2 separate regions of the Homo sapiens genome follow, and region 2 is linked to region 1. The links are chromatin loops, found by intact Hi-C in ENCODE. Cell type or tissue: Calu3. All regions are shown on one strand. Each heading gives the region's core, and the rest is flanking DNA. Links, peaks and the distances in the headings are about the cores only.

The links. Peaks named below come from ENCODE experiments on the same cell type or tissue, not always from the same donor. Only the 100,000 strongest peaks of a DNase experiment are listed, where the experiment ranks them.
Region 2: it touches region 1 in a loop (2.2-fold over the local background); 2 of 110 quality-filtered maps call a loop at or near these places.

What each region holds. Positions count from the first base shown.
Region 1 is chr17:39,818,524-39,835,795 of GRCh38, reverse strand. It overlaps IKZF3 (IKAROS family zinc finger 3), which reads left to right. Exons shown (of 8, transcript NM_012481.5): 2 at 3,645-3,698; 3 at 6,308-6,409. It also overlaps the pseudogene KRT8P34. Among named protein-coding and RNA genes, the nearest start is that of IKZF3, 37 kb to the left of the region's middle. RefSeq lists an enhancer at 1-400 and a silencer at 11,854-12,054. In Calu3, for the core only: no CTCF peak of the experiment used is centred there; DNase peaks (open chromatin) are centred at 6,395, 7,255 and 8,365.
Region 2 is chr17:39,879,780-39,892,851 of GRCh38, reverse strand. No RefSeq gene overlaps it. Among named protein-coding and RNA genes, the nearest start is that of ZPBP2, 18 kb to the right of the region's middle. In Calu3, for the core only: no CTCF peak of the experiment used is centred there; DNase peaks (open chromatin) are centred at 2,821, 3,351, 4,031 and 4,601.

The sequences.
Region 1 (17,272 bases), core at 6,033-8,532:
ATGAATAGGGTGGAGCTGGATGGAGTCTTACCTGGATGGCAAGCTTACAAGATCAGCTTCCTCAGGCAGCTGTATGAAGAGGAGATCTGGGAGCTCCAGTCCCAGATCTTGGACACATCTGTGGGGCTGTCCACGCATAACAGCTGCTCCCTGGACACGGACGGCATCATTGCTGAGGTCGAGGCCCAGTATGAGAAGATCGCCAACCGCAGCCAGGCCAAGGCTGACAGCATGCACCAGATCAAGTATGAGGAGCTGCAGACCCTGCCTGGGAAGCACAGGATGACCTGCGTTGTACAAAGACGGAGATCTCCAAGATAAACTGGAACATCAGCCGGCTCCAGTCTGAGACAGAGGGCCTCAAAGGCCAGAGGGCTTCCCTGGAGGCCGCCATTGTGTATGTGTGGGGAGCGGTCCATTAAGGATGCCAATGCCAGGGGGTCCAAGCTGGAGGCCGCCCTACAGTGGGCCAAGCAGGACGTGGCGCGTCAGCTGCTCAAGTACCAGGAGCTGATGACCATCAAGCTGGCCCTGGACATTGAGATCGCCACCTACAGGAAGTTGCTGGAGGGCAAGGAGAGCCAGCTGAAGTCTGGGATGCAGAGCATGAGTATCCATATGAAGACCACCAGGGGCTACTCAGGTGGGCTGAGCTCAGCCTACAGGGGCCTTACAAGCCCTGGCCTCAGCTATGGCTTGGGATCCAGCTTTGGCTCTGGCGGGGGCTCCAGCTCCTTTGGCTGTGCCTGCTTCTCTAGGGCTGTGGTTGTGAAGAAGATCAAGACCACGATGGGAAGCTGGTGTCCCAGTCCTCTGATGTCCTGCCCAGGTGAAAGGCCATAGCAGCCCCTCCCAGCCTACCCCCTCCCATGGCTTCTCCAGAGCCTGTGGAGGAGGCCACTGTGCAGGGGAGTATAGGGAACAGGAGACCCACCTGAGGCTCAGCCCTAACCCTCAGCCCACCCATGGGGAGTTTACTGCCTGGGATACCCCCCTTGCCCATGCCTCCAGCTACAAAACAATTACATCATTTTTTTTTCCTCCAAAATAAAGCCTCAGCCAGATCTGCAAAGCAAAACAAAACAAACAAAGAAAACCAACAAAAACCAGAACATACATATGTCTCAACTACACATGGCACATTCACCAAGAACACCAGTCTTAATACTTTTAAAAGGACTACAGTCACACAGACTGTGTTCTCTGACTGTAGTGCAATGGAATTTGACTTCAATAACAAGTTAGCTAAAGAATTCCCGAATTCCCCCAAATATCTGGAAATTAAACACTTATAAATAACCAGTGGATCACAGAAGACTCGAGGGAAATTAGAACTGAATTATAATCAAAACATCAGCATTTATGAGATGCAGCTAAAGCAATGCTTACAGGAAAACTTATAGCTTTAAATGTTTACAATTAGAAAAGAAGAAAGGAATAAAGTCAGTCACTAAAATTTCACCTTAAGAGGGCAGAAGCAGAGTAAGTTAAGCCCAAAGTAGAGGGAAGAAGCACTTTTGAACAAGTTCTAGTTTCACTGTGTTGAAACTAGATATATGCCTCCTACCCTATAACCCAGTAATTCCACACCTAGGTATTGACTCAAGAGACATGAAAGCATATGACCACAGAAATACTTGTGCAAGGATGATCATGCTCCAGTCTAATCATGAGAAAAACAAACACATCCCAGTTGAGGGACATTCTACAAAATACCTGACCAGTACTCAAAACTGTCAAGATCATCAAAACAAGGAAAGTCTGAGAAACTGTCCCAACCAAGAGGAGCCTAAGGAGACAAGATGACTAAATGTAATGTGGGATCCTGGAAGGGATCCTGCAACAGAAAAAGGACATTAGATGAAAACTAAGGAAATCTGAATACTTAGATAGTAATAATGTATGAATATATATTCATTAATTATAACTGATGTACCATACTAATATAAGATGTTAATAATAGGGGAAATTGGGTGTGGGGTATATGGGAACTCTCTGTGCTATCTTTGCAATTTTTCCATAAATTTAAAACTACTCTAAAATTTAAAAGTTTATTATTTTAAAAAGGAATATCATAGTAGTTTGACTTATAAATAGCCCAAACTGGAAACAGTCTAGGTGTCCATCAATAGGAGAATGGATAAACAAACTGGGATATTCATATGGAATACTACTTAGCAATAAAAAAGAATGAACTACTGATAAACACCACAGAATGGATGTATCTCAAAACATTATGTTGAGTGAAAGAAGCCTCGGGCAAAATAATTTATACCATATGTCTGTGTGATTCTGTTTTTATGAAGTTCTAAAATAGGCTAAACTAATCTATGGTGGAAAAAGTCAAAACAGTAGTTGTCTCTGGAGTATGTGGGTGGGAATTGACTAGGAAGAGATGTGAGGGAGCTTTTCTGGGATGATGGTAATGTTCTGTATCTTGATAGGGGTTTGCATTACATGAGGATATGCATTTTTAAAAACTCATTGAATGGTACACTTAAGATCCATGCATATCACTGTATGTAAAATTTACTTTTTAAAATCTTGTAAACAGATATTGAATTTTAGTTAATAATAATCATGCTGAAATGTTAGGACTGAGGTATACTGATATCTGCAACTTATTTTGCAATGCGTTGAAAAAGCTGGATCGATGAATGGATTGAGAGATGAATGGGTGGAAACATATGTGAGAAAGCAAAAATAGCAAAATGTTAATTGTAGAATCCAGAGGGTGAGTAATGGATGTTCAACTGTGCAGTTCTTTTTTTAAAATTTTTTATTGATACATAATATTTTACATATTTATGGGGCACATGTGATATTTTGTTACATGCATAGAATATATAATAATCAAGTCAGGGAATTTGGAATGTTTATCACCTTGAGTATTTATCATTTCTATGTGTTGGAAACAATTCAAGTCCTCTCTTCTAGCTATTTTGAAATATATAATACGTCGTTGTTAACTATAGTCACCCTACTCTGCTGTCAAACATTAGAGCTTATGCCTTCTATGTAACTATATGTTTTACCCATTAACTAATCTCTCTTCATCCCCCATTCCCACCCACACACCCTGTCTATCATTCTACTTTCCACCTCCATGAGATCAACGTGTTTACTGTCATATATGAATGAGAACATGTGATATTTGTCTTTCTGTGCCTGACTTATTTCACTTAACATAGTGACTTCCAGCTCCATCCATATTGCTGCAAATGACATGATTTTATTCTTTTTAATTGCTGAATAGTATTTCATTATATATATGTACATATATATGTACATATATATATATATACCACTTTGAACTCTTTTTTTCTATGTGTTCATAATAAAATATTGGGGAAGAATAAAGAATATATGAAATTATTTCTAATGGAACCCACTTTTTGCATATTGTTCTTGGTGTAAGTAGATCTCTGGCAGAAAGTTCTTAGAGTAACATTGCTGCATCAATATTTTTTTTTCATGCTCCTTGAAAGGCTTTTAGGGAGAATATAGAGAAAGAGTAATCTTGCTCTGAAAGAGGAATTCTGCTGTTAAGTTTTCCGAAATGGTATCCCTTATTAAATTTGGAATGCTCAAACCTGTAGAAATGTACCCTAAGTAGCTAATATTTATAACCTCTTTCTTTTCAGATATACAAACAAATGCGGAACTGAAAAGCACTCAGGAGCAGTCTGTGCCCGCAGGTAACATCAGGTCTTTCCTCTCTGGAAATATACCTTTACTAAAAAAAATACCAAAGAGAGAGGAATGTGCTTATTCTGGTTGCAGTAAAAATGCTATGGAAATGTGTGTGTGTTTTTTTTTAAATATGGTTGTCTGTTGCTGATGAAAAAATAACTCATCCATTTAGATCATGTAAGTTCTTTAGCATCTTAGGGCCAAACATACACTACCTAATGTTGATCACTGTTTGTTTGTTTGTTTGTTTGTTTTTGATTTTTCAGCTCATTGCTCTGAAGACAGTTTTTGTTGAATAATATAGTAGCTTGTATTTGAATGACTTGCGATTTTTACTGTAGAACAGTGGTCTGCAAACTTTTTTGTAAAGGGCCAGATAGTAAATATTTAGACTTTGCAGGCCACATATGGTCTCTGTCACGTATTATTTTTTGTATTTCTTACAACCCTTAAAAAATGTAAAAACCATTCCTACCTCTTGGGCCCACACAGAAGCAGGCTATGGTCAGACTTGTACCTCAGGCCATAGTTTACTGATCCCTGCTCTAGAATAAATTATAAACATTTACAATAATTTATTTCCTGAAAATAACTTCTGTGTCCTCCATTGATTAACTCACTGTGTGAATCAAAGCTTACATTATATTACAAAATTTAATTTATCACTGAAATGCCTTTTTGTGTTACTGTAACTTGTAATCACATCTTTCTTTCTTTCTTTTTTTTTTGAGACGGAATTTCGCTCTTGTTGCCCAGGCTGAAGTACGATGGTGTGATCTCGGCTCACCACAACCTTAGCCTCCCGGGTTCAAGCCATTCTCCTGCCTCAGCCTCCTGAGTAGCTGAGATTACAGGCATGCACCACCATGCCTGGTGTATTTTTAGTAGAGGCGGGGTTTCACCACGTTGGTCAGGCTGGTCTCGAACTCCCAACCTCAGGTGATCCGCCCGCCTCGGCCTCCCAAAGTGCTGGGATTACAGGCATGAGCCACCGCACCCGGCCAATCACATCTTTTAACTGAACCTAAATCTCATATTAATTGTTTAGGTGTCCACTATATTTTAGTCATTTCAGGCTTGAGAAAAGTGAACCATTGTTTAGAATGGTATCTTAGAGTTCACAGAGTATACATCATAATATGCAGAAATTAGAAACTTCAGATATTCATAAATCAAACACTGAGTCCATGGTGACCACATTTTCAGGGGCTCTTAGTGATGGGTTTTGTGAAACGTGTTTCTCTTTCGCTCCCGCGTGTGTTTGGTCATGGCTCAGCTGAAAGGAGTGCCACTGCAGAGCTTCTAGTTACCTCCCTACTTCAGCCCAGCCTCAGTGCCACAGGATTCAGTGTCTTTGACTATTTTTTATATTAATGGGAACTCAGCAAATATTTTATTGAAGATTGGGAAGGAGTTAGATAAAAAGAGGGTAACTTTTCAGTTCATTTCTTCTGCTATCATCTTTTTGTTAAGCTACTATGCCTATATGTGAAAATAATTCCAGTTGCATTGTTCCTTTTTCTTCTAGTATTATCAATATTTATTATACATTTCTCTTAAACTTATTTTGTAACAAGTTTGCTGTTTGTTTAAGCATGTCTTTATTATGTCTGCTCCCTTTCACTTATGAACTTTAATAACACTTTGTATTTCCTTTATTTAATCCTTTGTCTGAGCCTACCATGTGTTAGAGTTGTGGGCTTCTCTTATCTATATCTCAAAGTATGAGCTCCTTGAAGACATAATGACTTATTCATATCTGTAGCCTTGTCAACATTCAGTAAATGTTCAAACAAATAAAGAAACTTGGGGTCCAATATGTTTTCCACAGAATCACATTTATAATGTGAACAGAAGGGAAAAACAGAATTTGGCATACAGAAAGCTTACAGATCTTCCTCCTAGGAAAGCATCTTTCCCAAATTAGGTTATGCCAGTGTTTGCACGCTTAGTATTTCTGGTCACTACTTTGTCATAAATAGCAATGGCATCCTACTGAATATCGTGAGATATACCAATGGAGAGATAGTTTTTCTCCAGAAGGAACATGAGTGCCCTTTAACTCAGATGAAAGAAATATTCAAGAAAGTTGTGTGTATTCAGAGGGTACATGAACCCTGGGCATATTTCTTTTCTCTTTTTTTTTTGTTTGAGACGAAGTCTCACTCTGTCACCCAGGCTGGAGTGCAGTGGTGCTATCTTGGCTCACTGCAACCTCCACCTCCCGAGTTCAAGTGATTCTCCTGCCTCAGCCTCCCGAGTAGCTGGGATTACAGGCATGCACCGCCATGCCCAACTAATTTTTGTATTTTTAGTAGAGATGGGGTTTCACCATGTTGGCCAGGCTGGTCTCGAACTCCTGACCTCAGGTGATCTGCCCATCTCGGCCTCCCAAAGTGCTGGGATTACAGGCGTGAGCCACTGCGAACCCTGGGCTTATTTCTAAACCTCAAGAGTTTTCATGTATACATCCCTTTTGGGTATGTGTGAAGGGGTACTATCTGTCACTAAAGGATTGTGTGAAGCTGAAAGTTAAATGGGGGTCTACTTAATATATATTTATAAAAATCCTTTAACGTTGAACCACATACTTAAAATTCCTTTTATCTTTTAGAAAGTGCAGCGGTTTTGAATGACTACAGTTTAACCAAATCTCATGAAATGGAAAATGTGGACAGTGGAGAAGGCCCAGCCAATGAAGATGAAGACATAGGAGGTGAGCCGTAGTGTGCAGACTAAACACTGATGCCTGTAGATATTGCTTAGGCTTAGTGTAGAGAAGAAATCAGCTCTCCAAGGAAAACTTGCAATTGTAGGTTTAGTTAGGAGTGATTCTGTTTTGTTAATTTCACAAATATTTGCATTTCATAGTTGTAGGTTATCAGCAAATTTTGAGAATTTAAGGTGCTTATCCAGTGTTCCAATTATATTAACTTCACTTAAAACATGATGTTTGACTATTTTCCATTATAAAAGTAATACATGTTTATTGTAGAAAGTTTGTCTGGGGTGTTTTCTGACACCAACAAACCAATTTTCTGGTTTTCCGACAATGACTTGGTGTCCAACAATTCAATTCAATTATTATTATTATTTTTTTTTGAGACGGAGTTTCACTTTGTCGCCCAGGCCAGAGTGCAGTGGCGCAATCTCGGCTCACTGCAACCTCCGCCTCCCATGTTTTAGTGATTCTCCTGCCTCAGTCTCCCAAATAGCCGAGATTACAGGCGCCCACCACCATGCCCGGCTAATTTTTGTATTTTTTTTAATAGAGACGGAGTTTTACCATGTTGGCCAGGCTGGCCAGGAACTCCTGACCTCAAGTGATTGCCAAACTCAGCCTTCCAAAGTCCTGGGATTACAGGCATGAACCACCATACCCAGCCCACTTCAATTCAATTCTGATTGTAATTCCTGATGTTTGCGTAGACCGCACAGGTTACAGGCTCAGTCTCACAGTACTGCACAGTACTCTCCCTACTTTAGACAACAGTCTCAAGTACCAGGTCCCCAGGTTACCTGCACTTTTGTCTGACTTAGCTACAAAATCGGGGACTCCCCTCCACATGTTTAATAATTTGCTAGGATGACTCACAGGACTTGTTACATAACTCATTTATTCATTCCTTTACTCTCAGCTACTCTTCCTCCTTCTTACTGTTTATGCCCAAACTTTCCCACCTTTGGGAGGAATATTAGGTTTGACCACTGCACTGGTCTAGATCGTAGGCAGCAATACTAGTCTAGCAAGCACCTCTCCCTCAGTCAACTCCCATACATACAGGATAGGGTTACACAGGTACGGAACTAGTGGGCTATTTCTACCACTAGGCAATACATCTGCATTCAATGTTAACCCCAATTTTGCCAGATGGGGTAAAGGCACAGCCTGCCTCATCAGGCCCTTAGGAGTTCTGACATAAAGGTTTAAAGCTACGGTTACACTTTCTTGCTTTAGAAATCATCTCTGTTTCTGGCACTTGTAATTACAGTGCTGGTATTGCAACCACTGCATCTGGTAGGAAAGAGAAAGCTGATGTGACAATGTAGGGAAGGAAAAAAAGAATAGTCATCACACCAATATCCTCCTCTTTGGCAAGAATTGTATAGTCATATCAGCATCCTCCCCCACCTCCTCTTCCCTAATCCACCAGAAAAACAGAGGAATCTACCTAGTGGGAACACTCCCTTAGCTCATTTCAATGTGACCTCACACTTGTGCAAATGCATAAACCAACCCTTCACACCTATACCTTACCCTATTTTAGATATCTATCAAACTACTACTCTGAGGAGGATAGCTCTTTGCCCATTGTTTGACATTATGGGCTGTAAGTAGAGTGCTCCTTAGTCTAAAGAAATGTGGCTCAGCCATTCAAATTGGTGCAATATCTTCTGTTCTGGTTCTTTCGTGGTACTGACCATTTGTGTATACAACCAGGTAAGCAAAGCCCCTTCCAGAGTCTGTGTTTATCCCCGTCAAAAACAATTTATAGGTTGGGTGCAGTGGCTCACACCTGTAATCCCAGCACTTTGAGAGGCTGAAGCAGGAGGATCTCTTGAGCCCAGGAATTTGGGCCCAGCCTGGGCAACATGGTGAGGCCTCATCTCTATAAAAAAAAATTATAATAATACAAATAAATTAGCCAGGTGTGGTGGTGTGTGCCTGTAGTCCCAGCTACTCAGGAGGCTAAGGCTGGAGGATCACTTGAGCCTGGGAGGTTGAGGCTGCAGTGAGCTGTGATCCTGCTACTGCACTCCAGCCTGGGCAACACAGTGAGATCCTGTCTCAAAAGAACAACAACAGGCCGGCCGTGGTGACTCACACCTGTAATCCCAGCACTTTGAGAGGCTGAGGCAGGTAGATCATTTGAGGTTGGGAGTTCGAGACCAGCCTGACCAACTGGTTAAACCCCATCTCTACTAAAAATACAAAAATTAGCCAGGTGTGGCGGTACTCACGTGTAATCCCAGCTACTGGGGAGGCTGAGGCAGGAGAATTGCTTGGACTCGGGAGGCAGAAGTTGCAGTGAGCCAAGATTGCACCACTGCACTCCAGCCTGGGTGACACAGTAAGACTCCATCTCAAAAAAAGAACAAAAACAAAAATGATTTGTAGCCCTTGGGACTACCAGCATTGGCTCTTCAATGCAATCCACTTGCCAACTATGTGTGGGGTCTTCCCCCTGGGGAATCTTCCCCATAGTCACCTATAGTAACTGTCTCTCTTATTGGCAGACATAATAGTTTGTTGCTATTTTGTGCCTCAGGAGGTCCAAGGGAAATATGTCCAAATTCAGCCCATCTTCTGCAGTGGCTGTAGCATCCCCCATCCTGTCTACTCATTTTATGGACCCACGTGCTCACCTCAAACACGCACACTGTGATACCTACTAATTGGTTCTGATCAGCTTCCAAATCTGGAAGGGGGGTCTTTTACCGAGCATTGACATGTCCTACTTTAATGCACCCCTCAAATTCCCATAGTGATTTCCACAGGGCTTTGTCCCATATGAGAGTCCCTTTAATATGCCAAGTTTCCATTGCACTCTTGCCTTACCACATGGCCAGGCTGTTGGCCATTGCCCATGAATCAGAAACTGAAACATATGGGCATGTATCACTGTTCAGTTCTTCCATCACTTCTAGGAAAACAGCAGATTATTCAGCTCACCAAGCTGATTTGTTTTTACCTTCTTTAATTACAGTTGTGGTGTTCCAAACAGGATGTTGTCCATTTACCTTAAAACTACCATCCACAGCCAGGCATGGTGGCTTATGCCTGTAATCCTAACACTTTGGGAGGCCAAGGCAGGAGGATTGCTTGAGCTCAGGAGTTCAAGACCAACCTGGGCAATATAGTGAGACCTCGTCTCTACAAAACATTTAAAAATTAGCTAGGCATGGTGGCATATGCCTGTGGTCCCAGCTACTTGGGGGACTGAGGTGGTAGGATCGTTTGAGCCTGGGAGGTTGAGGCTGTAGTGAACCCTGATCGTGTCACTGCTCTCTAGGCTGGATGATAGAATGAGACCCTGTCTCAACAAACAAAAAAACTACCGTCCACAAATCAAGCATCTCTTTGTTGGTCAAAGACTACTTTATAGGGCACTGTCTAAGTGATGATAGAATCCAGCAGCTCCTCACATAGTTCCAAAGTCAATTGTAGGGGAAAAGAGGATCCCTGCCCCTGAGTATATCATCCTTTCATTCCTAAGGTACCATGATTCTCTATAAACTATTTCTATGTTATTATAGAACTCTTCTGGGCAATGCTCTCCCCATTAGAACACTTCTCTGACATCACCCAAGACTTCGTTGATATTTTAGGTTTTAAAATTATTTTTTTGTCCTTCAATCATAAGAGCAATTTCAATTAATATTCAATAGCAGGCTAATAATTTCCCCTCAAATGGAAATTCTCTGGTCCAAAATCCAATTGTTGTCATTGCTGGAAAGTACTCACAGGTTTTTGCCATAAGCCATTACCCAATTCTCACACACCAAGCCTATATTTCACCTACCCTAAGTCATCCCAGGGCCAGATACCAGTCAACCAGAGACCATCTCTATGCTTTAGAGCCCACCAGAATTATTAAAACTAGCCAATCCTAAACTGTTTACCCAGCCCTGCCTTGCCTTTTCCACAGAAACCCCAATTAAGGCTCTGACCTAAGGTTTTTCCTCATTCCTCTTTTCTGCCTCCTGACCAACACTGGTGCTTTCTCCTGTGATCTTGCATAGCACATAATAACCACCTCTCTGGGACCTGTGAATGTGATAAACTTCTTTCTGGGCCTTGTTCTAATTTTCTTTGTGTCCACACTGACTTTACCATATCATATCTGACATGTACATTCTTAAGACACCACTTAACCGTGGCATTTACCATGACCTGGTGTATTAGTCTGTTCTCATGCTGCTATGAAGAAATACCCAAGATTGGGCAATTTATAAAGAAAAGAGGTTTAATTGACTCACACTTCCAAATGGATGGGGAAGCCTCAGAAAACTTACAATCATGGCAGAAGGCAGCTTTTCACAGGGTGGCAGGAGAGAACGAGTGCCAGCAGGGAAATGCCAGACACTTATGAAACCATCAGATCTTGGCCAGGTGCGGTGGCTCACACCCGTAATCCCAGCTCTTTGGGAGGCCGAGGCGGGAGGATCACGAGGTCAGGAGATCGAGATCATCCTGGCTAACATGGTGAAAACCTGTCTCTACTGAAAATACAAAAAATTAGCCAGGTGTGGTGGTGGGCACCTGTAGTCCCAGCTACTTGGGAGGCTGAGGCAGGAGAATTGCGTGAACCTGGGAGGCAGAGCTTGCAGTGAGCCAAGATCACGCCACTGCACTCCAGCCTGGGTGACAAAGCGAGACTCCGTCTCAAAAGGAAAAAAAAAAAAAAGCCATCAGATCTTATGAGAACTCACTCACTATCACAAGACCAACATGGGGGAAACCACCTCCATAATTCAATTACCCCATTATTCAATCCCACCGGGTCCTTCTCACAACACGTGGGGATAATGGGGGTTACAATTCAAGATGAGATTTGGGTAGGGACGCAGCTAAACCATATCATTCTGCCCTGGCCCCCATTCAAATCGCATGTCCTCATATTTCAAAACACAATCATGCCTCCCTAACAGTCCCCCAAAGTCTTAACTCATTCCAACATCAACCCAAAAGTCCAAGTCCAAAGTCTCATCTGAGACAAGGCAAGCCCCTTCTGCCTATAAGTCTGTAAAATCAAAAGCAAGTTAGTTACTTCCCAGATACAATGGAGGTACAGGCACTGGGTAAATATACCCATTCCAAATGGGAGATATTGGCCAAAACAAAGGGACTACAAGCCCCATGCAAGTCCGGAATCCAATAGGGCAGTCATTAAACCTTAAAGTTCCAAAATGATCTCCTTTGACTCCATGTCTCACATCCACGTCACGCTGATGCAAGAGGTGGGCTCCCATGGCTTTGGGCAGCTCCGCCCCTGTGGCTTTGCAGGGTACAGTCCCCTTCCCAGCTGCTTTCACGGGCTGGCGTTGAGTGTCTTGCAGCTTTTCCAGGTGCACGACACAAGCTGTCAATGGATCTACCCTTCTGGGGTCTGGAGGATGGTGGCCCTCTTCTAACAGCTCCACTACACGGTGTTCCAGTGGGGACTCTGCATGGGGGGTTTTACCCTACATATCCCTTCTGCACTGCCCTAGCAGAGGTTCTCCATGAGGGCTCCACCCCTGTAGCGAACTTCTGTCTGGACATCCGATGTTTTCATACATCCTCTGAAATCTAAGCAGAGGTTCCCAAACCTCAATTCTTGACTTCTATGCACCCATAGGCTCAACATCACATGGAAGCTGCCAAGGCTTGGGGCTTGTACTCTCTGAAGCAACAGCCTGAGCTGTACCTTTGCCCCTTTTAGATGCAGCTGGAGCAGCTGGGACACAGAGCACCATGTCCTGAGCCTGCACAGAACAGGGTGACCCTGGACCCAGCCCAGGAAACCATTTTTGCCTCCTAGACCTTTGGGCCTGTGATGGGAGGGGCCGCTGTGAAGGTCTCTGATATGCCTTGGAGCCATTTTCCCCATTGTCTTTGTAATTAACATTAGGCACCTCATTACTTATGCAAATTTATGCAGCTGGTTTGAATTTCTCCTCAAAATGGGTTTTTCTTTTCTATCACATTGTCAGGCTGCAAATTTTCCAAACTTTTATGCCCTGCTTCCTCTTGAACGCTTTGCTGCTTAGAAATTTCTTCCACCAGATACCTTAAATCATCTCTCTCAAGTTCAAAGTTCCATAGATCTCTAGGGCAGGGGCAAAATACTGCCAGTCTCTTTGCTGAAGCATAGCAAAAGTTACCTTTGCTCCAGTTCCCAAGCAGTTCCTCATCTCCATCTGAGACCACCTCAGCCTGGACTTCATTGTCCATATCACTGTCAGCATTTTGGTCGAAACCATTCAACAAGTCTCTAGGAAGTTCCAAGCTTTCCCACATCTTCCTGTCTTCTGAACCCTCCAAGTCTCTAGGAAGTTCCAAACTTTCCCACATTTTTCTGTCTTCTTCTGAGCCCTCCAAACTGTTCCAACCTCTGTCTTTTACCCAGTTCCAAAGTTGCTTCCACATTTTTGGGTATCTTTATAGCAGCACCCCACTCTCTGTGGTGCCAATATACTGAATTAGTCCACTCTCACACTGCTATGAAGAAATACCCAGCTGGGCACGGTGGCTCATGCCTATAATCCCAGCACTTTGGGAGGCTGAGGCAGGCAGATCATGAGGTCAGGAGATCGAGACCATCTTGGCTAACATGGTGAAACCCTGTCTCTACTAAAAATACAAAAAATTAGCTGGGCGTGGTGGTGGGCACCTGTAGTTCCAGCTACTCAGGAGGCTGAGGCAGGAGAATGGTGTGAATCCAGGAGGCGGAGCTTGCAGTGAGCCAAGATCGCGCCACTGCACTCCAGGCTGGGCAACAGAGCAAGACTCCATCTCAAAAAAAAAAAAAAAAAAGAAAGAAATACCCAAGACTGGGTAATTTATAAAGAAGAAAAGAAGTTTAATTGACTCACAGTTCTGCATGGCTGGGGAGGCCTCAGGAAACTTACAATCATGGCAGAAAGTACCTCTTCACAGGGTGGCAGAAGAGAGAGTGAGTGCCAGAGGGGAAATATCGGATACTCATTAAACCATCAGATCTTGTGAGAACTCACTCACTGTCACGAGAACAGCATGGGGGAAACCACCTCCATGATTCATTTACCTCCCACTGGGTCCCTCCTATGACATGGGATTATGGGGCTTACAATTCAAGATGAGATTTGGGTGGGGACACAGCCAAACCATATCACCTGGGTAATGGGCATATTCAATGTGTGAATCTTGATTATCACAAAGCCAGTTCCACATGGCTTGCATATGAAGCATATCAGCTGCTTCATCTGGGGTATTCCAGTTGGCATTGAAAGGGGAAGTCAGATAGTTCCCTTTCTCAGGGTAAATAGACCTTATAATGGCTCTTATCTGGTCCACCAGGTCAGCTGTTCCCTTAGGAATGACCTGCTCTGTGTCTGGATCATGTGTAGCCATCTGTGATTGTTCCATAGTGAGCTGTGGATCCTATATAAACCCAAACATGCTCTTCCACTCTGAAGCATTTAAAAGCCAAGATACTGCCCCTAAATTATTTATTCTTACAATTCATTTTAGTCAAAATTCTTTAGGAAGCTGATGGTACTGATCTACAAAATAAAGTAACTCTTTCACACTATACCCCCTGGTTTCAGTAGTTTCTTGGTTTTGCCCTCCCCTACCTGGACTCTCTTTTTGGTGACCAGAGATCTTAGAGGTATTTTCTGTTTTTCCCACATATTTTTTCCATTAGAGGCAGCTTTGGGTCTAGCATCCGAAGTTCAGGCCCACCAGAATCTGAGCGTGGTTCAGCATCAAGGTCCAACCCAACACTCTTTTTAACTTTCATTTTAGCTGTTGCAGATAACAATAACCATTGGATTGTGTATTTCACTTTTTTCTTATTAGTTTGCATTTCCTTAAGCATTCAGTGAACCAGCTCCCCAGGAGTTGGGTTCATCTTTAAATTTCACTGGTAACTTTTACCTTTAGTAACTGATCACAGCCCCTTTGCTGCTCCTTAGGTGACTATATGGCCACTCAGGAATCAAAATTTCCTCATCCCCTACCCTTTTATTTTATCCTTCCAAACCATATGTTTCTGTGAGCCTGGGCTGATCTAGCAAATCCCACTCCAATTCTGGGGTGTTTTCCATCCACAACCAAATCTCTAGGCCATTCCGTTGTTGGGTGTCCAACAATTCAATTCAATTCTGATACTAACTCTGAGAATTAGTACAGACCACACAGGTTAAGGGCTCAGTCCCACAGACCGCCCCTACTTCAGACACCAGTCTCAAGTACCAGGCCCTCAGGTGACCCACACTTCTTCCAACTTGGGCAAATTTGAGTGTTCCCACATCCTTCCTCAGGTTTAGTAATTTTCTGGAATGACCCACAGAGCTCAAAAAGTTTCTTTACTTATCATTACCAGTTTATTATAAAAGATACAACTCAGGAACAGCCAAATGGAAGGGAGGCATAGAGCAAGGAAGGGGTGACGTGGAGCTTCCATACTTTCTCTGGGCATGCCACACCCCCAGCTCCTGAAGCTCTCTGAATCTTGTTGTTCAAGAACGTTTATAGGACTCAATCTCCAGCTCCCTTTCCTCTCTCTTCTTCCCTGAGGTCACTGGGTGGGGCTGAAAGGTCCAACGCTCTAATTACCAGGTCCTTCTGGTGAACAGCTCCATCCTGAGGCTGTCTAGTGGCCCCAGCCTCAGCTACCTCGTTAGCATAATCTAAGGTGCTATTGAAAGGGGCTCGTTATGAATACAAAAGACACTCCTGCCCCTGCTACTTAGAAGCTGAGGCAGGAGGATCTAGTGAGAAAAACAAAACAAAACAAAACAAAGCAAAACAATACTCCTATCACTTAGGAAATTCCAAGGGCTTAGAAGTTCTGTGCTTGATCCTGGGAGCAGGAACAAAGACCAAATATGTTTTTGTATTATACCACAGTTTGGAAAGTTCATTGAAATAGAAAGAAAAAAGAAAACCCCACCTCTATCCTACCACCCAAAGATAGTCTCTAATAGCATTACAGAGTACTTACTTCCAGGCTTTTTTGTGAGTTTTGAGCATTATATTCACATTAATATTGCTCACATTTTATAGTGATATTTATGTTGATAAATCTAATCACTTTTGCTTTATGAATGTTACTCTGTTACTCAGATCTCATCTTAAATGTCATTTCTTCAGAAAAGCTTTTCCTGACAATTCAGTCACTATTTTAACACAGCCCTGTTTTAATTCATCGCATGACACTGAACACAGATAACTTTGGAGTTTTGTTTAGTGTCTACTCTCCTTCCAGCCTTCTTGGGCTATTTTTTTCCTTGCTAGATATTTACAGTACCTAGAACAGTACCTGGCCCTACTGTGGTAGGTGTGCAATAAATATTTGTTGAGTAAGTGACTAAATGAAAGCCCTAGGTCAGTTATATGTGTGTATACATGAGTTTCTTAAAGGAAGAAAAGAAAATAGGCTGGGTGCAGTGGCTTGGCTCACGCCTGTAATCCCAATACTTTGAGAGGCCAAGGTGGGCGGATTTTTCTGGAGGTCAGGAGTTCGAGACCAGCCTGGGCAACATGGTAAAACCCCATCTCTACAAAAAAAAAATTTTTTTTTAATTAGCTTTGTGTGTGCCTGTAGTCCCAGCTACTTGGGAGGCTGAGGTGGGAGGATCACTTGAGCCCAGGAGGCAGAGGTTGCAGTGAGCCAAGATTGCACCACTGCACTCCAGCCTGGACAATAGAGTGAGACTCCTTTTCAAGAAAAGAAAATCATTTCTCAGAGTCTTTTTCTTTTGTCTTAAATTTCTTAAGAGACCAAGAAATTGAGTTATTTGTCTAAAACTTCTGAGATTCAAATCACAGCTTCAACTAACATTCCAGCTGTACTGAGCTATACATTAATTTGTACCAGTTTTTAACCACAGAGACAGAAAAATGCTGCCTGGCACAGGATGTGGTCATTTGTGCTGAGGAAAGGCATATGATGTTGTATCAGCTTCGTGCAACTTCTTGAAGGTGACATCCATGGAGTCTCACTCAGAATGAGGCAAATGATAGCTGTGCCTGTGGCTTGTTTTTTTTCTGAGTTACAGTTTCTGAGTTCTGGTAGGTAATACCATTAAATTTGTAGTTGAAATAGTGATCCCTATGCCACTGTTGGTTTGGGAATTTATAATTTATGTTATAAATTTACTTTGGGTTCAGGGGTAGCCTATGAGTTTTATATTTTCAGATAGTTTGTGGTAAAAAAAACAGATTAAATACTCAAACATAAACAAGAAACCAATAATTTCCATTCAACAATAGGAATTTAAAATAAATATTGTAAAAACCCAAGTGGTGAAGCACCTTGTTAGGAACCCATACAATAGTATCGCCTTACCTCCAACTACATGTCAATGGGTTAATAGGATGTTTGTGTAAATAAATTATTTTTCTCAGTTGCTAGGGGTCTAGGAGTGTCATGCAGTTCTTGATAGAGAAGATATGATCAATCACTCTAAATAATTTGGGAAAGAGAAAAGAAACAGTTATTTACTTTAAGCTTCATTCAGAAAGAAATGAATACGCTAATTTTGTTGTTGTTTTGTTTTTGTTGTTGCTCTGTTGCCCAGGCTGGAGTGCGGTGGTGCGAGCTCAGCTCACTGCAAACTCCGCCTCCTAATTTCAAGTGATTCTCGTGCCTCAGCCTCCTGAGTAGCTGGGACTACAGGCATGTGCCATCATGCCTGGCTAATTTTTATATTTTTAGGAGAGACGGGGTTTTACCATCTCTACTAGATGGCCAGACTGGTCTCAAACTCCTGACCTCAAGTGATCTGCCCACCTCAGCCTCCCGAAGTGCTAGGATTACACCACTCCTGGCCTGAGTAGGCTAATTTTAACGTTGAAAGATCATTCCATTATTTTGTGATTAATCTG
Region 2 (13,072 bases), core at 2,241-4,740, 61 kb before region 1:
GTAGGAGTGGCTCCTCTCACTATTCCACCCAATAACCCACTAGAAGAATGTTCGCTCTCTATCCTGGTAACTTTGAGCTTTGATGGTTTGGAGATCTTTGTTCCCAAGAGGGGGATGCTTCCACAAGGAGACACCACAATGGTTCTTCCCTGGTTTGGAAGATGAGACTGTCACCTGGACATTTTGGGCTCCATATGTTGTTGAACTAAGCAGGGAAAAAAGGGGATGAGGTGAGAAAGGAGAGTTAATCTGGCTGGAGAGAATGATCCTGATGACCAATGGGAAACTGAGTTGCTACACAAGGGTAGAAAGGAGGACTATGTCTGGAACCCAGATTCTCTGAGGTACCTCTAGTTCTTCCATCTTCAATAGTAAAGGTTGATGGAAAACTACGTAGCAACCAAAAAACAGGTGTGGGGAGGAGAAGGGGTAAGAACAATAAAGATTCAGACACTTTGGCAATAAAATTTCAGTCATTCCACCACATAAAGAACCCACAGCAACTGAAGTTCTGACTGAGGGCAAGAATAACACGGAATTGGCTTCCCGCAGAAGGAAGCCATAGGTATAAACTACAACCTTAATGACCAATCACAGAAACAAAGTAGCTTTGCATATTTTCTCTTTGCTTCTTGTATTCACACCTTTATTTATTTATTTATTTATTTTGAGACAAAGTCTTGCTCTGTCGCCCAGGCTGGAGCACAGTGGCACAATCTCAGCACACTGCAACCTCTGCCTCCTGGGCTCAAGCGATTCTTCTGCCTCAGCCTCCTGAGTAGCTGGGATTACAGGTGTGTGCCACCACACCTGGCTAATTTTTGTATTATTAGTAGAGACGGGATTTCACCATGTTGGCCAGGCTGGTCTCTAACTCCTGACCTCAGGTGATCCACCCGCCTTAGCCTCCTGAAGTGCTGGGATTACAGGTGTGAGCCACTGTGCCCAGCCAATACCTTTATTTTAATATGCTATCCTTCTTCTCTCTCCTTTCCAGTTTTTAATATACAGATTGTTGGTAGATAATTTTACAGTTTAGTCTTTAGGTAAGAATATTCAGTGGAACTGTGACTGAATTTGAGAAGTATTTAAAATAGCAATAGAAACAATGACTGTTGGGACTACATATCTTTACATTTTGGGGAAACAGCAAGTACTTTTAAGATGGATAGATGTATCTTCTTAGAATATAAAATTGTGGCCAGGTGAGGTGGCTCACGCCTGTAATCCCAGCACTTTCAGAGGCTGAGGCGGGAGGATCACTTGAGCCCAGGAGTTTGAGATCAGCCTGAGTTCTAGAGAGAGAACTTGTCTCCACAAAAAAATTTTAAAAATTAACTGGGTGTGGTGGCACGTGCCTGTAGTCCCAGATACTTGTGAGGCTGAGGCAGGAGGATCGCTTGAGCCCAGGAGTTCAAAGCCTGCAGTAAGCTATGATTGTGCCACCGCACTTTAGCGGGAGCAACAGAGACCTTGTCTCAAAAAATAAAAATTGTTTTGTCCATGAACAAGAGTTCAAATGTGTATAGAAAGGTGCATGTGGACGTCAAATAGCCAAAAGGTTAGACTGTGACAGTTAGCAACTTATTGTCTCTCAGCTCCAAATTCATCCTTTTTGCCTGCTCTATGAAAATGAATCTGGGCTCTGATAATATTTTTCCTTTGCCAGCTGGCACAACAATGAACTGTCAGAAAGGGGTGCTGGAGAGACACTGTAGGTTCTGAGTTCTTGCTTTGGCAGGCTCTGGTAGCATGTTCAACTTCTCCATTGTCCATACCCTGCAGTGCCTGGTGGCTAGCAGCACCACTGACAACTCCTCCTCCTTCTGTGGATTTATTTATTTATTTAGAGATGATGTGTCACTGTTGCCCTGGAGTGCAGAGGCACAATCTGGCTCACTGCCATCTCTGTCTCCTGGGTTCAAGCGATTCTCCTGCCTCAGCCTCCCAAGTAGCTGGGATTACAGGCACCCACCACCACACCCAGCTAATTTTTGTATTTTTAGTAGAGACAGGGTTTCACTATGTTGGCCAGGCTGGTCTCGAACTCCTGACCTCAAGTGATCTGCCCACTTTGGCCTCCCAAAGTGCTAGGATTACAGGCATGAGCCACCACGCCTGGCCTCCTTCTGTGGTTTTATAGCAGAGTGTCTCTAGTGAGAAACTTCCCTATGTACAGCTTTTCCTGGCACCGCAGAGGGTGGGTCTCTGACAAGTTCTAGAGAGTGTATTTTTAGCACGACAATGACTTTTCTTCCATCTGGTGACCCATGGTTATGCTCATTTTAACAAGCTGGACCTCAGCCCTAGGGGATGGTGGATTTTCTTAGACACTCTCAGTCCTAGTGGTATTGCCTTAAAAATATATGTATATCTGTTATTCCTCTATTCTTTAGAGTTCTCCTTACATCTTACTAGGCAATTCCTTATTATTCCAATCCCTTGTTACATTTAATAATTCCTCATATTAAACTTCCTCTAATCAAATTACTGTGTATTTTCTGTCTCGAGATTGGACCCTGACTGATGCACATACAGTTAATAGATGGAAAATAATACATATTGCCATATTAATGTAGTGGAATAGAGGAGGAATGGAATCAAATCTTCATGTGTTAACAGAATTTTTTAAAATATGGGTAAAGAAAGTTGCAAAGCATACGCATTACACCTTTGATGTAAAAATTAAATGATTACAAAACTTAAGGCCGGGCGTGGTGGCTCATGTCTATAATCCCCAGCACTTTGAGAGGCCGAGGTGGCAGATCACCTGAGGTCAGGAGTTCGAGACCAGCCTGGGCAATACAAAAATTGGCTGGGCATGGTGGTGCGCCCCCTGTAATCCCAGCTACTCAGGAGGCTGAGGCAGGAGAATCGCTTGAACTTGGGAGGCGGAGGCTGCAGTGAACTGAAATCATACCACTGCACTCCAACCTGGGCAACAAGAGCAAAACTCAGTCTCAGAAAAAACAAAAACAAAAACAAAGACAACCCCCACCCAACAACAACAAAAAACTTACATGGGAGGGATACCTACCAATTTCAGAGTGGTGATTAATTCTTGGGGGGGATAAGAGAATAGTGGTAGAAGAAAAGTATAAAGAGGCTTTAAATGAACCTGTAATGTTTTGTTTTTAAAGATGTGAAGTAAACAAAAAACTGTAAGAATATAATGAAAATGAAAGGCAAGAGTCCATAATCTGCAACTGAAACAATTTGGCAGAAAAAGGTCAGCCTAGATTACATTTGGACATCTTCTCTTCTGGATATTCTGAGCAGGTTAATACACAGGTAACCTAAGAACACATATCTTGGTAAGAATTTCAGGATAGTCTGCTTTGCAGCTGATAAGAAAGCCTAAGGTAAGATAAAAATGTCCGGTGACAACACACAGGCTCTTACAAGAGATTTTATTAATCATTGATTAGAAAGGTACATAAACTGTTAGCCTTTTATTCCCCAATAATACCTCTGATAGGCTAGCTAATATGTCCATAGAGGCTAAATGTTTGTGCTCTTGAAAGTTTGTAATCAGTGATTTTCTTATACTTCAATAAACTAATGCTTTCACATACGACCAGAAAATTTTACTAAATCTGAACTAAGTAGATCCATTAGTTTTTCTAACTGCTTCAGACAGAAACATTTACAATACATGAAGATATGGCACCTGCAGTTCAAAGCATTAAGCTATTAACACCACATACATGCCAAAATGGTTGTTGAAACAAGCAAATGAAAACCAAATGTTCATTAGTTTATTAATAATACACTAGTGTTGGAAAATACTCTTGCAGAAGTACAAAATACAAAATTCTCAATACTGACTCTTTTGGTAGGTACAATCCTGTGAAATGTGACTTCTAAGTACTACAAATGTACACATACAGAATCAAGATGAAAAAGAGGGAGGCCAGGTGCGGTGGCTCATGCCTGTAATCCCAGCAATTTGGGAGGCCAACGTGGGTGGATTGCCTGAGCTCAGGAGTTTGAGACCAGCCTGGGCAACACGGTGAAACCCCAACTCTACTAAAATACAAAAAATTAGCCAGGCATGGCGGCGTGCGCCTGTAATCCCAGCTACTCGGGAGGCTGAGACAGGAGAATCGCTTGAACCCGGGAGGTGGAGGTTGCAGTGAGCCGAGATTGTGCCACTGCACTTCAGCCTGGGCAACAGAGGGAGACTCCATCTCAAAAAAAAAAAAAAAAAAGGGAAAGGGTGGGATTTTTTTCAGCAGCAAATTGTAGGAATGCTGTTACAACTTCTGTTTCCATTGAATAAGTCAGAAGATATAATAACTTTGTTGCCATTTTAGGGCTTTGTGTCTCTGCTAATGAGATAAAGAATATTACATTCATTTAATTTTGTTGTTAATGGGTTAACATTTGCAAAATATTAATTCAACACAAGCTTTTAATTCTACTGTGTTATAATATTTAAATAGTTTACTATGGATCGGGGTTAGGGGATGGAAAAAGTGTGAATCAATGTATCAAGGGGCAAATATTATCTCTCTCTCTCTCTCTTTTTTGAGACAGAGTTTCATTTTGTCACCCAGGCTGGAGTGCAGCGGTGCGAGGATGTCAGTTCACTGCAACCTCAGCCTCCCAGGTTCAAGCAATTCTCATGACTTAGCCTCCCAAGTAGCTGGGATTACAGGTGTGTGCCACCACATCTAGCTAATTTTTTTTTTTTTTTTTTTTTTTTTTTAGTAGAGATGGGGCTTCGCCATGTTGGCCAGGCTAGTCTCAAACTCCTGGCCTCATGTGATCCGCCCACCTTGGCCTCCCAAAGTGCTAAGATTACAAGCGTGAGGCACCATGTCTGGCTTTTTTTTTTTTTTTTTTGAGACAGGGTCTCACTCTGTCGCCCAGGCTGGAGTGCAGTGGTGTGATCTTGGCTTGGCTCATCGCAACCTCTGCCTCCTGGGCTCAAGCGATCCTCCTACCTTAGCCTCCCAAGTAGCTGGGACTACAGGTGTGTGCTATCACACCCAGCTAATTTTTGAATTTTTTTGTAGAGACAGGGTTTCATCATGTTGCCCAGGCTGGTTCTGAACTCCTGGGTTCAAACAATCTGCCTGCCTCAGCCTCCAAAAGTGCTGGGAGTACAAGCATGAGCCACCATGCCTGGCTGCAAATATTCTCAAGATTCAAAATAAGTAGCAAGTAGGATATAACCACAAGTTTACCTCTGAATGCAGATTCAATTTAATCAGTTCAATTACTTATTACAGCTATAATGCATAGAAATGTGGGGGGCATTCAAAGGTTAGTATGAGGAAGTTCCTGCTCACAGGAGTTTATTCTAGTAGGGGATGGTGGGGAAAGGATACAGAAGATAGAAAAGACATTAAACCTAGATTCAGTGCTGGAAGAGATATTATGGATTTAATATAATCCTTTCATTTTACAAATAATGAAAGAGGCTTAAAAATGTTAAATGACCAGTCTGGGCAACATAGTGAGGCCTCATCTCTACAAAAAAAATTTTTTTAATCAGCCAGGTGTAGTGGCACATGCCTATAGTCCCAGCTACTCCAGAAGCTGAGGCAGGTGGATTGCTTGAGCCCAGGAGGTCAAGGCTGCAGTGGGCTGTGATCACACCACTGCACTCCAGCCTGGGCAAGGCAGCAAGATCCTGTCTCAAAAAAAAAAAAAAAAAGAAAAAGAAAAAGAAAAAAGAAAAAAAGTAAATTGTAACAAAAATGTGGTTCCATGCTAAAATTAGCAGTAGCAGACAATACATTTATGGAAGAAACTGATCAGTGTGGGTAGAAGTGTTGTGAATAACGTGGAAACAAAGATGGAAGGGCATTCTACATATGAGGAATAAGTGTAGTCTGTCTAGGAGAAAGCAAGATGAGTCTTGTTACAGAAAAGGGTTCAAACTGAAAAGACCTTTACATTCTTAGAGCTGGAAGAGAACTTAAGAGATTTAGTCCAATCTGTCCCCCAGTGTAGAATGATAGGAATCAAGGTGGAAAGGTCAATGGAAACCAGACCGTAGAAGGCTTTGGATGCCAATTTTGGGTTTAATCTTTTATGCCAGGGGTTGCCAGCCTCTTTTCCCCTCCTTTAGGAAGCTTTTTTTTTAAGACTTCCCCCCACAATTGCCTTCCCATGAAATTTTAATACCACAGATAAACTGTGTATCTGCTTGTGTAACGTGTGATCCTTTTTTTGTGTGTGTGACAGAGTCTCCCTGTTGACCAGGCTGGAGTGCAGTGGCACAATCTTGGCTCACTGCAACCTCCACCTGCCGAGTTCAAGTGACTCTCTTGCCTCAGCCTCCCAAGTAGCTGGGATTACAGGTGTGCGCCACCAAGCCCAGCTAGTTTTTGTATTTTTAGTAGAGACAGGGTTTCACCACGTTGGCCAGGCTAGTCTCAAACTCCTGATCTCAGGTGATCTGCCCGCCTTGGCCTCCCAAAGTGCTCTGATTACAGGCATGAGCCATTGTGTCCAGACTCGTGTGACCCTTTGAAGAGCCACAAACATATGAAAAAATGCTCAACGTCACTAATCATCAGGGAAATGCAAATTAAAACCACAATGAGATAACACCTTACCCCAGCCAGAATGGTCATTATTAGAAAGTCAAAAGACAATAGATGTCAGTGTGGATGTGTTGAAAAGGGAACACTTATACACCGCTGGTGGGAATGTAAATTAGTACAACCTCTATGGAAAACAATAGCAGATTTCTCAAAGAACTAAAAGTAGACCAACCATTCAATCCAGCAATCCCACTACTGGGTATCTACCCAAAGGAAAAGAAGTCATTATATGAAAAAGACACCTGCACGCATATGTTGTTTGTTTGTTTGTTTGGAGATGGGGTCTCACTCTGTCATCCAGACTGGAGTGCAGTGGCATGATCATGGCTCACTTCAGCCTCTGCCTCCCAGACTCAAGTGATCCTCCCACCTCAGCCCCCTAGAAGGAGCTGGGACTACAGGTGTAAGCCACCAAGCCTGGATAATTTTTTGTATTTTTGGTAGAGACGGGGGTTTGCCACATTGCCCAGGCTGGTCTTGAACTCCTGAGCTCAAGCAATCCACCAGCCTTGGTCTCCCAAAGTGCTGGGATTACAGGGTGAGCCACTGCATCCAGCCAGCATGCATATGTTTATTGCAGCACAATTCACAGTTGCAAAGATATGGAACCAACCTAAGTGCCCCTCAACTGACAAGTAGATAAATAAAATGTGGCATGTATACACCATAGAATACTACTCAGCTATAGGAAAGAACAAAATAATGTATTTTGCAGTAACTTGGATGGAATTGGAGGTCACTATTCTAAGTGAAGTAACTCAGAAGTAAAAAACCAGGCTGGACACAGTGGATCATGGTTGTAATCCCAGCACTTTGGGAGGCGAAGGCAGGCAGATCACTTGAGGTCAGGAGTTTGAGACCAGCCTGGCCAACATGGCAGAACACTGTCTCTACTAAAACTACAAAAATTAACTGGGCATGGTGGCGCATGCCTGTAATCCCAGCTACTTGGGAGGCTGAGGCACGAGAATCACTTGAACCAGAGAGGCAGAGGTTGCAGTGAGCCGATATTGCACTACTGCACTCCAGCCTGGGCAAGTGAGACTCTGTCTTAAAAAACCAAAACCAAAAAAAAAAAAAAAAACCCAAATACTGGCTGAGTGTGGTGGCTCACACCTGTAATCCCAGAAATCTGGGAGCCCAATGTAGGTGGATCACTAGAGCTCAGAAGTTCGAGACCAGCCTGGGCAACATGGCAAAACCTGGCTCTACCAAAGAAAAAAAAAATTAGCTGGGTGTGATGGTGCATGCCTGTGGTCTCAGCTACTCAGGAGGCTGAGGTAAGACGATTGCTTGAGCCCAGGAGGTGAAGGCTGCAGTGAGCCGAGATCGTACCACTGCACTCTGGCCTGGGTAACAGAGCAAGACCCTGTCTCGAAACAAAAAAAACAAAACAAAACAAAACAAAATACCATATGTTCTCATAAGTATGAGCTAAATAATGAGTATGCAAAGGCATACAGAGTGGTATAATGCGTATGAGTATTGGAGACTCAGAAGAGGGGAAAGTGGAAGGGGGATGAGGGATAAAAAACTACATATTGGGTACAATGTACACTACTTGGGTGAGGGGTGCCCTAAAATTTCAGACTTCACCACTATACAATTCAACCATGAAACCAAAACCACTTGTACCCCTAAACCTATTGCAATAAAATTAAAATAAAATGCCTAAAAGTAGCATCAACATGTCATTAGAAGTAATAAATAGCTCTATGCCAGAGTAAAATTGTCTATTTCAAGAGACAAAACTGTAAATATATAACACACTTAGAAAACCACGGCAGGATACATAAGCAGTACTGGTAAAATTTAGCCCCCAATATGCGGTGGAATTAGAACTGCTTTATTTTGGAAAGATACAGTTTGAGTATCCCTAATTTGAAAATCTAAGATTTGAAACTTTTCTAAGTGTCAACATGATGTTCAAAGGAAATACTCATTGGAGCACTTTTGATTTCGGATTAGGGATGCATTTTTGATTTTTGCATTAGGGATGCTCAACCAGTAGATATAATGCAAATATTCCAAAATCTGAAATCTGAAACACTGCTGGCCCCAAGGTTTTTTGTCTTTTTTTTTTAAAGAGGGTCTTGCTCTGTCACTGAGGATGAAGTGAAGTGGCATAATCATAGCTCAGCCTGTGAGTAGCTGAGACTACAGGTACATGCCACCATACCTAGCTATTTAATTTTTTTTTTTTTGTAGAGACGGGGTCTCACTATGTTGCTCAGGCAGGTCTCAAACTCCTGGCCTCAAGTGATCCTCCTGCTTCAGCCTCCTGAAGTGCTGGGACTACAGATGTTAGCCACCATGCTTGGCCCCAAGTATTTTGAATAAGGGATACTCAACCTGTATGGTGATTGGAAAAAGTAATGAGATATATTTATCAATGTTAATTAGCAATCTGTTATAGTTATGCAGGAAACAAAGCCAGCTCACAGTGAAAATAAAACATCACTATCTTGACAGAAAGTCCTCATTTCAGAATAGCTACCTATCAGCAACTGGTTATCATTAGGTTAAAGGAAGAAAAAAAAGTATACCATGCTAACACTGATCAAAGGAAAGCTCGAGTAGCTATATTAATTTTGGACAAAGTAGATTTCTGAACAAGGAAAATTATCAGGGATGAAGAATGGTATTACATAATGATAAAGGGGTCAATTCTCCAGGAAGACATAACAGTCGTTTATAGGTGCCTAACAACAGAGCATCAAAATAGGTGGGTTAAAAACTAACAGAACTGCAAAGAGAAATAGACAAACCCATTATTATCCTTGGAAACATCAACACTCTTCTATCAGTGACGGACAAATGCAGCAGGCAGAAAATCGGTAAAGATATAGTTGAATTATGGCATCATCAATCAACTGGATCTAATTGACATTTACAGAATCTCCATCCACCAATAGCAGAATACATATTCTCCTAAAGCTCACATGAAACATTCACCAAGATAAACAACATTCTGGACATTGTTAACAGAGTACCTGAGCAAAAAATTTTTAAGAGATGCTTATGTTGCCCAGGCTGGTCTCAAACTCCTGGCCTTAAGCGATCCTCCTACCTCAGCCTCCCGAGTACTGATCACATTTAAAACAATAAAAGCAAGCCGGGCCTGGTGGCTCATGCCTGTAATCCCAGCATTTTGGGAGGCCGAGGCGGGCGGATTGCAAGGTCAGGAGTTCAAGACCAGCCTGGCCAGTATGGTGAAACCCTGTCTCTACTAAAAATACATAAAAATATTAGCCAGGCATGATGGCGGGCGCCTGTAGTCCTAGCTACTTGGGAGGCTGAGGCAGGAGACTCGCTTGAACCCGGGAGGCAGAGGTTGCAGTGAGCTGAGATTGCACCACTGCACTCCCTGTGGGCGACAGAGTGAGACTCCGTCTCAAAAAAAAAAAAAAAAAAAAATCCATACACAGTAAGCCTGAAGACCACAATGGAATTAGACTAAAAATCAATAATGGAAAGATAGCTGGAAAATTAAAAGATATTTGGAGATTAAACAATAGGCATCTAAATAACACATGGGTCAAAGAAATCTCAAAAGAAATTTTAAAATATTTTAAACTAAACAAAAATGAAAATACAACTTATAAAAACTTGTAGGATTCAGCAAATGTTTAGAGGGAAATTGATAGCATTGAATGCACATATCAGAAAATAGGAAAAATATAAAATCAATAATCTAAGCATGTGCCTTAGATTAGAGGTACAAGTTTCTGGAAACTACAGGAAGAAGAGCAACATAAACCTAAAGCAGGCAGAAAAAAAGAACTAATAAGAATTAGAGCAACAATCAATTAAATTGAAAGCAGGGAATCAACAGAGAAAATCAAGGAAACCAAAAGCTGGTTCTTAGAAAACATCAGTAAAATTGATAAAACTCTGGCCAGGCTAACCAAGAAAAAAAAGGGGAAGACACAAATTACTAATATCAGAAATAAAAGAGGGATTATCACTACTAAACATTAATGTCATTAATGACATTAAAAAGATAATAAAGGAATATTATAAATAATTCTATAATTTGATAATTGAGATGAAATGAACAAATTACTTAAAGGACAAAACCTACCAAAATGTATACAAGAAGAAACAGATACTCTGAATAGGTCTAGATCTATTAAAGAAATTGAATTTTTTTTTTAATTTTTTATTTTTATTTATTTTTTTTGAGACAGAGTCTTGCTCTGTTGCCCAGGCTGGAGTGCAGTGGCGTGATCTCGGCTCACTGCAACCTCTGCCTCCTGGGTTCAAGCAATTCTCGTGCCTCAGCCTCCTGAGTGGCTGGGATTACAGGTGCCCTCCACCACGCATGGCTAATTTTTGTATTTTTAGTAGAGACGGGGTTTCACCGTGTTGGCCAGGCTGGTCTCCAACAACTGAGCTCAAGTGATCTGCCAGCCTCGGCCTCCCAAAGTACTGGGATTACAGGTGTGCACCACCATGTCCAGCCAGAAATTGAATCAATAATTAATAACCTTCCAAGACAGAAAGCATCAGGCCCAGATAGTTTTGTTGTTGTTGTTGTTGTTGTTTTGGTTTTTAGTGGCTTAAAACAACACAAATTCCCCAGGAGTTCAAGATCAGCCTGGGCAATATAGTGAGACCCTGTCTCTAAAAAACAAAACAAAACAAAATCACAAAAATTTGCCATCTTACAATTGTGTAGGCCAGAAATACAATATGAGTCGCACTGGGCTAAACACAAGGTGTTTGCAGGACTTTGTTCCTGTTTGGAGGTTCTACAGAAACCATTTCCTTGCCTTTTCCAGCTTCTAGAGGCCACCTGCACTCCTTGGCTCATGGCTGTCTTCCTCTGTGTTCAAAGCCAACAACATAACATCTCTCTGACTCTGCTTCTGCCATCCCCACCTCTTTCTCTTTCTCATTTGTTTCCTTCTTCCTGTTTCATAAAGACCCTTGTGTTTACATTGTACCCACCAAGATAATCAAATATAATCTCCCTATTTTAATGTTTAGCCACCTTAATTCTGCGTAACTTTATTTAATTCACCTTTACATGTAATTTAACATATTCACAGGTTTTGTGGATGAAGATGTGGACATCCTTGAGAGGCCCTTATTCTGCCTGCTACACTATTCCAGCCCCTTCACTATGATTTTTAAGTACATTCTAGTATTTGTTAGAGGCCCAGACAGCTTTACTGGTGAATTCCACCAAACATTTAAGAAATAAATGATACGTATTCTCTATAATCTCTTCCATAAAAACTGAAGCAAAGGGAATACTTCCTAACTCATATCCTATGAGGCCAGCATTACTCTAATACTAAAACCAGATAAAGATATTACAAAAAGTAAAACTCCAGACTAATATATCTCATGAACATAAATGCAAAAATCCCTAACAGAATATTAGCAAATTAAATCCAACAATGTATAAAAATATTTATTCACATAGCCGAGAAGGATTTATTCCAAATATGCAATGCTGGTCCAACATTTAAAAATTAATTAATGTAATCCATAACATTAACAGGCTAAAGAAAAATCATATGACCATATCAATAAATGCAGAAAATGCATTTGACAAAATCTACTACCCATTTGTGATAAAAATTCTCAGCAAACTAGGAATAGAGGGGATTTTTTAACTTAACAAAGAAAGTCTACAAAAAGTCTATAACTAACATCACACTTAATGGTGAGAAACTAGATGTTTTCCCTTTCTTTTAGACTGGGCATGAGGCAAGGATATCCCCTCTCACCACTCTTATTCGACATTATACTCAAAGTCCTAGCTGATGCGATAAGATAAGAAGGAAAATAAAAGGTATACAGATTGGAAAAGAAGAAATAAAACTGTCTTTGTTCACAGATGATATGATTGTCAATGTAGAAAATCCCAAAGAATAGGCAAAAAATTCCTGGAACTAAGTAATTATAGTAAAGTCACAGGATATAAGGTTAATATACAAAAGTCTATTGCCTTTCTATATAACAGCAATGAACATTTGGACTTTGAAATTAAAAGCACAGTATCATTTATATTAGCATGAAAAAATTAAATATTAAGGCATAAATATAATAATAAATGTACAGGATGTATATGAGGAAAACCACAAAACTCCAATAAATCAAAGAATATCTAAACAAATGGAGAGATATTCCATTCATAGATGGGAAGACCTAGTATTGTTATCATGTTAATTCTCCCCAACTTGACGTATAGATTCACTGTAATCCTAAACAAGCTCCAAGCAAGTTATTTTGTGGTTATCAACAAAATGATTCTAAGGTTTACATGGAGCAGCAAAAGACTCAGAATAACACCAAACTAAAGAGCAAAGTCAGAGGACTGACGCTACTCAAATGTGAGACTTACTATACAGTAATCAAGACAGTGTGGTATTGACAAAATAATAGACAAAATGATAATGGAGCAGAATAAAGAGCCCACACATAGACCCTTACAAATGTAGTCAACTAATCTTTGACAAAGGAGCAAAGGAGCAAATGTTATTCAATGGAGAAAGAAC